Regions from separate parts of the Homo sapiens genome. Here region 2 is linked to region 1. A link is a loop called in an ENCODE intact Hi-C map of the cell type or tissue named here. Cell type or tissue: dorsolateral prefrontal cortex. All regions are shown on one strand. Links, peaks and the distances in the headings refer to the core of each region. The heading gives the core; the rest is flanking DNA. Region 1 has its middle 53 kb from the start of MIR4708. Region 2 has its middle 39 kb from the start of MIR4708.

Evidence for each region. A loop is a pair of places that touch in the nucleus more often than their neighbours do. Peaks named below come from ENCODE experiments on the same cell type or tissue, not always from the same donor. Only the 100,000 strongest peaks of a DNase experiment are listed, where the experiment ranks them.
Region 2: a loop joins it to region 1, with 9 times the contacts of the local background. A loop is called at or near these places in 4 of 110 quality-filtered maps.

What each region holds. Positions count from the first base shown.
Region 1 is chr14:65,280,656-65,283,565 of GRCh38, reverse strand. It overlaps the pseudogene PTBP1P. Among named protein-coding and RNA genes, the nearest start is that of MIR4708, 53 kb to the left of the region's middle. RefSeq lists enhancers at 1,570-1,639, 1,092-1,660. In dorsolateral prefrontal cortex, for the core only: a CTCF peak has its summit at 1,277; DNase peaks (open chromatin) are centred at 833, 1,385 and 2,509; H3K4me3 peaks cover 1,489 bases; H3K27ac peaks cover 2,500 bases.
Region 2 is chr14:65,372,378-65,375,287 of GRCh38, reverse strand. It overlaps a transcript of FUT8 not described here. Among named protein-coding and RNA genes, the nearest start is that of MIR4708, 39 kb to the right of the region's middle. In dorsolateral prefrontal cortex, for the core only: a CTCF peak has its summit at 1,434; a DNase peak (open chromatin) is centred at 1,427; H3K4me3 peaks cover 1,431 bases; H3K27ac peaks cover 2,423 bases.

The DNA.
Region 1 (2,910 bases), core at 269-2,768:
TTAATTAGCAATGGCAGAGGAAGGGGACTGTAGTAAAACTTTAATGAAATGCTACACACTCTGGGAAGCGTAAGTGGATCTGGTTGCCTAGGGTCTGTTTAAAGTCAGAGAAACTCGGAAGGTTCTGCTAAGTGTTGGCATGTGGGTGCCAAGCTATTTTTGGTAGAATGGTAAACTATGCTAGCATGTTTTTCGATGTTTACCATGCATTTTAGAGAGGTTTCCTGCTAAATGAATTTTCAATTGAGAGCCAGCTCAGGAGTGGGCACAGAAAGATGGAAGGGTAAGAGAAACATTTCCAATGTACCAAGGTATGAGTTGCAGGGCCTCACTTCTTACTTAAAGAGCAAAATGTTGGCTAGGGGTAGTGGTGGAAAGTTCCTGATGCCAGATTTTTGAGGTGAGAGAAAGAAATAGTATCAGCCCTGTACCTGCCACTCTGTTCTTCATCTGCTTCAATTTCAGTTTCAGTATTTACTGAGACCATACTGGGCGCCAGGAAAGACTTATTTTCCTCAAGCCTCACAAGCAGCTAGGTGTTATTACTTTGTCCACTTTCCAGATGAGATGCTGTGATTCCGAGAGGTTAAGGCACTTGCGCCCATGATCATGTAGCTGTAAGTGGCTAAAGCAGAAGTTCTGAATGTTTTCTGACTGCTAACTTGGTGCTCTCTCTACCACAGCATGAGAGATGAACATTCCTTTCTGCTTACGGGTGCCTATCCTGGTAAGGGGGTAGAGAGAGGAGCAGGCTCATCTCCTACCCACCAGGGCTTGCTCCTTCCTCCCATTTGAAAGCAGAACAGGCTGCGGCAGGAGGCATGCAATTGGTGTTTCTGCCGGTCTCCAATCCTAGTGGAAGAAACTGCCTAATTAAAGTCTGCAGCATGCCCAGAAGCTTCCGGGGTTGTTTTCCGTGCAATCCCAGAGCCTGATGATACATATTCTTCATGTTTATGTGGCGGGATACACTGTGCTCCATGAACATGAAGTATTAGTGAGCCAATTTCACCATCTACGCAGCTACAGAGCAACCGGAAGGCATCCCTGTTTTAATTTATGAGGGACCAGCATGCGCAATCAATAGGTGCCCCACAGGTTATTAAAGAGGAGAAAGATGGCTCAGGCAGCCCTGTTTACTAACAGGGAAATGGTCTTCTGGCAGCTTCTGGCTTGCAATGCATTTACATTTCCTTTTCAGGCCAGAAACAGTGGTGTTCCCTTTTCATCTCAGCCCCGAGCCTGAGAACAGGGGGCTGGTGGAGGCTCAGGCAGAATCTGAAAGTGCCCTTCCCTGCACTGTAATCTCAGAGAGAGGATGGGGTGGGGAGTCAGCCCAAAGATTTGTGAAGTCCCTTTGTGTTTTGAGGCCCTGGAGAACAATAGCTTTCCAGGATGGGGGTTGGGATGTAGGGGATGGGAGTGGGTGACTGGGTGTGAGAACAACGAAGCAAAAAGGAATAGGCAACTCCTACCAGGCTGGCTGGAGGGGGAGTGGTCTTTGGTCGGCCTGCCAGTCTCTGGAGAAGTCCTTTTATTCACTGCTTTTGCTTTCTCTTTGTTTTGGGTCCTTTGATTTCAGGAAGCTATGGTTCTTTTGCAGTCTACTTTTTAATAATTCTGGAGGAAGAGGGTAGATTGGATTTTAAAATAAAACAGTAACAGCACTGGGTTATTTAAGTAGAAAGGAAAAAAGTACTTCCCTTCAGTCCACGTTCTGCAGGGCAAGATGGGGTAATACAGCAGTTCTCAAATTTTTTTGTCTCAGGACCCTTGTATATACTCTTAAAATGTATGTAGGTTAGTGGCAGAAAATTTAAAATATTTGTCAATTTTAAGATCACAATAATAAACCCATTACATGTTAATATACATATTTCTATTTAAATTAAATTAAATTAATTAATTTTAGCACAGTGAACTAGATTTAATTTAAAAAAAAAACAGGTAAACTGATTTCTTTTTAAAGAAAGAAAGGCCGGGCTCGGTGGCTCATGCCTGTAATCCCAGCACTTTGGGAGGCCGAGGCGGGCGGATCACGAGGTCAGGAGATCGAGACCATCCTGGCTAACACGGTGAAACCCTGTCTCTACTAAAAATACAAAAAATTAGCTGGGCATGGTGGTGGGCGCCTGTAGCCCCAGCTACTCGGGAGCCTGAGGCAGGAGAAAGGCGTGAACCTGGGAGGCGGAGCTTGCAGTGAGCCGAGATCGCGCCACTCCACTCCAGCCTGGGCGACAGAGCGAGACGCCTTCTCAAAAAAAAAAAAAAAAAAAAAAAAAGAAAGAAAGAAAATCTCTGGTCAGTTAAGGTCACTTCAGCTGCTTTTTAAAGTCGCTTTTTTTGGAATGATGGAAGTTGTCGCCAGGGGGCCCGGCTGTGGTGGGCCTGTGCCCATAGATGGTGGACTTGGAGAAGGAGACCCGCAGGTGGTGGTTCTCCCAGATGTCGTGGTTGTGTAGGGCAATGGGGGTCTGGACCGCCTCCTCCACGGAGCGCATTTGGATCAGCGCCATCTTGCGGTTCTTCTGGAAGAACTTGAATCCTATGACTATGCCCCCATGGCTGGAGGAGAGGACCTTGAGATCTTCCTCGGATACTGAGGGCGGGATGTTGGAGAGGTGCACGGTGGCCGAGGGCGGGAATATGTTCTGGAAGTTCTTGAAGCCTGGCTTCTTGAAGCGGTGCAGGGGCGAGTTGCCATAGTCCTTGGTCAGGCCCTGGTCCTCCCGGCCCTCGCGGGGCAGCTGCACGTTCTGGTGCTTCAAGGGCGTGATACGGATGAGATGCGGATGGGCTTCCCGTGCAGCTTGTGCCAGTTCAGGTGGCTCATGGCCAGCTGGGCCTGGTTGCCGTCCGCCATCTGAACCAGAGCGTTCTCCTTCTTATTGAACGGGATCTTCACGCGCT
Region 2 (2,910 bases), core at 293-2,792, 92 kb before region 1:
GCCTGAATTTCATTGCCTACAATATTTGCCACGTGTGGCAACTAGTTTAATTACGATGATATGAGTTGGCAGAAAATAATTTTTTGGAAGTAATCAGATATCTGAAATTTCCTGGGCTCATCTTAAAGGGTGTATTGAGGAACTAAACAAAGACAAGGGTTCTCAGACTTCATATACCCTTAGGATTTCTCACCTTCCACTTAAGAAATGACCACCCCACCCCTGTGTTTATTTATTAGTGACTCAAGAACTTTTATAAGCCAATTACAATGAACAAACAGCTCTTATTGTAAGGCAATAAACAACAGTAAACCCTGACCTTATCTAAATTCATTGCTCTAAGCCACAGACCTGCAGGGAATAGTTACATTTACAACTCACCCTTGGTAAGCCAGTGTGGTGGCTCACACCTGTAATCCCAGCACTTTGGGAGGCAGAAGCCAGTGGATCACGAGGTCAGGAGTTCGAGACCAGCCTGGCCAATATGGTGAAATCCCACGTCAACTAAAAATACAAAAAAAAAAAATTAGCCAGGCGTGGTGGCACACACTTGTAGTCCCAGCTACTTGGGAGGCTGAGGCAGAAGAATCACTTGAACCCAGGAGGCAGAGGTTGCAGTGAGCCAAAATTGTACCACTGCACTCCAGCCTGGGTGACAGAGAAAGACTCCATCAAAAAAAAAAAAACAAAAAAAACAACTCACCGTTGGTTAGGATTGAAGATTTATAGGCACACTAGTCCAGCTGTCTTTGGGGAACTTGAGGAACCAATAGTGCCAAAATACCAAGTATGGAAAGCCAAAGAACTCATATCAGTCAGAGTTACCTTTGGTCTTTCATGGTGTGGGCAGGGGCAGGGGAAGTGGAGGTATAGAGGAAAGAGAGAATCAGAGAAAAATCCATGTTTATCCAAACCCCTTTTTCCCAGGACATTTGAGTATGTAGTACATTATAGACAATTTCTCCTCCAGGTATATAAACCAATAAAATAAATGGAAAATCATTATTGTCCAGTGAAACATGGCAGACTGTACACTCACATTTATCTCTATTCTCACAAAAACAAACTCAGCAAAGAAATTTTTAAATGACATAAACACACAAAGACAAACAGAGCATTAGACAAAGACACAGTAAATGAGAGAAATAAACAATATTAAGAGAAAGCTGAAACCTAAACCTACAGGAAAAACAGATCAACGAGTCTGAGAATCCCAGAAAGACTCAGCCTTTGGGGGCAACTGGTTCCTCCGAAGGTGGGAGTGCTGGGCAGGCCTGAAAACAGGAGGACTGGTTGAAACTTCGTATAAAAACCAAGTTAGATCTCTTCCGGTTCTTCTCCTCTTAACCCTCCTTGCCAGGCAGCTGTCCGTGCCCCACTCCTGCAGGATTCTGCCTGGGAGAGGGAGATCTGGCACAGCTGGAAGAAAGACGGACGGATGGTGGCACTGAAGACCATCTCTACACTGTTTCCCTCCTACAACTGGCTTTTGGCGCATTAGCAGCTAGGCTTGTAGCACCCAGGGGCGAATGGAAGAATTTTTCTCTGAGAAAACTGATAAACCTATGAAAAATTGGGATCCCATACAATTGAAATGGGAGAGTTCCCTGACCCACCGTGGTACGTGCAACAGGGGTGTGGCTCATTATTTTGCCGCTGCACGCTGGAACTCCTTACGGGAGGGGAAGCACACAGGTGAGCAGATGCAGGAGCCGGGGCGAGCACTTTTGGGCTCTGGCGCCACAGCAGTGTCTAGTGGTGTTACAACGCTCTTTTAGCCCTGCCGTTCCCCTGGAGTTTGGTCTTTCTGCATCCTATCTCCTCTCTGACTGCCCCAGCCGAACTCCTCTCAACATTCAGACGCTTCCTTTCTTCTCTCCATCTCTGCCGTGCCACTCTGCTGCTCTGTCACTCTGCCACTCTTCTGCTTGTGGAGCCTGGGGTTTGGGGTTTATATGGCCACAGGATAGGGGGACATGACAGGCCAAAAGGCAACATTTGGGTGCAAAAACAGGAATGCCTGTTGTCATTTACGGCTGCAGGTCCAAGCTTGAGGGTGGAGCCCTCGCCAGGGACTCCACCCTCCTGCATCCTGTCCATATCACAATCGCCCTGAAGGAAGTCAACAGTTGACTAAGATCCCAGGTAGAATGGCCAGATAAATTCAGATTTCAGATAAACAATGAATAATTTCTTATTATTATGATGTTCATAGTAATATTTGGGACACACTTATATTTTTAAATTATTTATTACTTATCTGAAATTCAAATTTAATTGGGCAGCCTATATTTTATCTGGCATCTCTACTCCCTACCCCGAATTCTGTTCTAGTTGGCTCCTTAGTGCCTCATTCTCATACAGGAATAGAAAGCTAGGAACACACCAGGTATGTGAGGAAAGCCTCCAACCGGAAAGAGAGACCAAAAGCAAGTAAGAGTACAAAGGAACTCAGGAGAAATGAACAATGAAGGAAGCAGAAGAGGCTAAACAAACTGAAAGTATTATCAGAGAGATAAGAGAAAAATTGCTCCATGAAACAGGAACAGCATTCTACTAAAGAAAGAAGGAGGCCGGGCACAGTGGCTCATGCCTGTAATCCCAGCACTTTGGAAGGCCGAGGTGGGCGGATTGCCCCAGCTCAGGAGTTCGAAACCAGCCTGGGCAACATGGTGAAACCCCGTCTCTACTAAAAATGCAAAAAATTAGCCGGGCATGGTGGTGGGCGCCTGTAATCCCAGCTACTCGGGAGGCTGAGGCAGGAGAATCACTTGAACCCGGGAGGCAGAGGTTGCAGTGAGCCAAGATCGCGCCACTGCACTCCAGCTCGGGTGACAGAGCAAAACTCTGTCCCAAAAGAAAAAAAAAAAAGAAGGAAGGGAAAGAGGTTAGTTATGAAACTAAGATAGT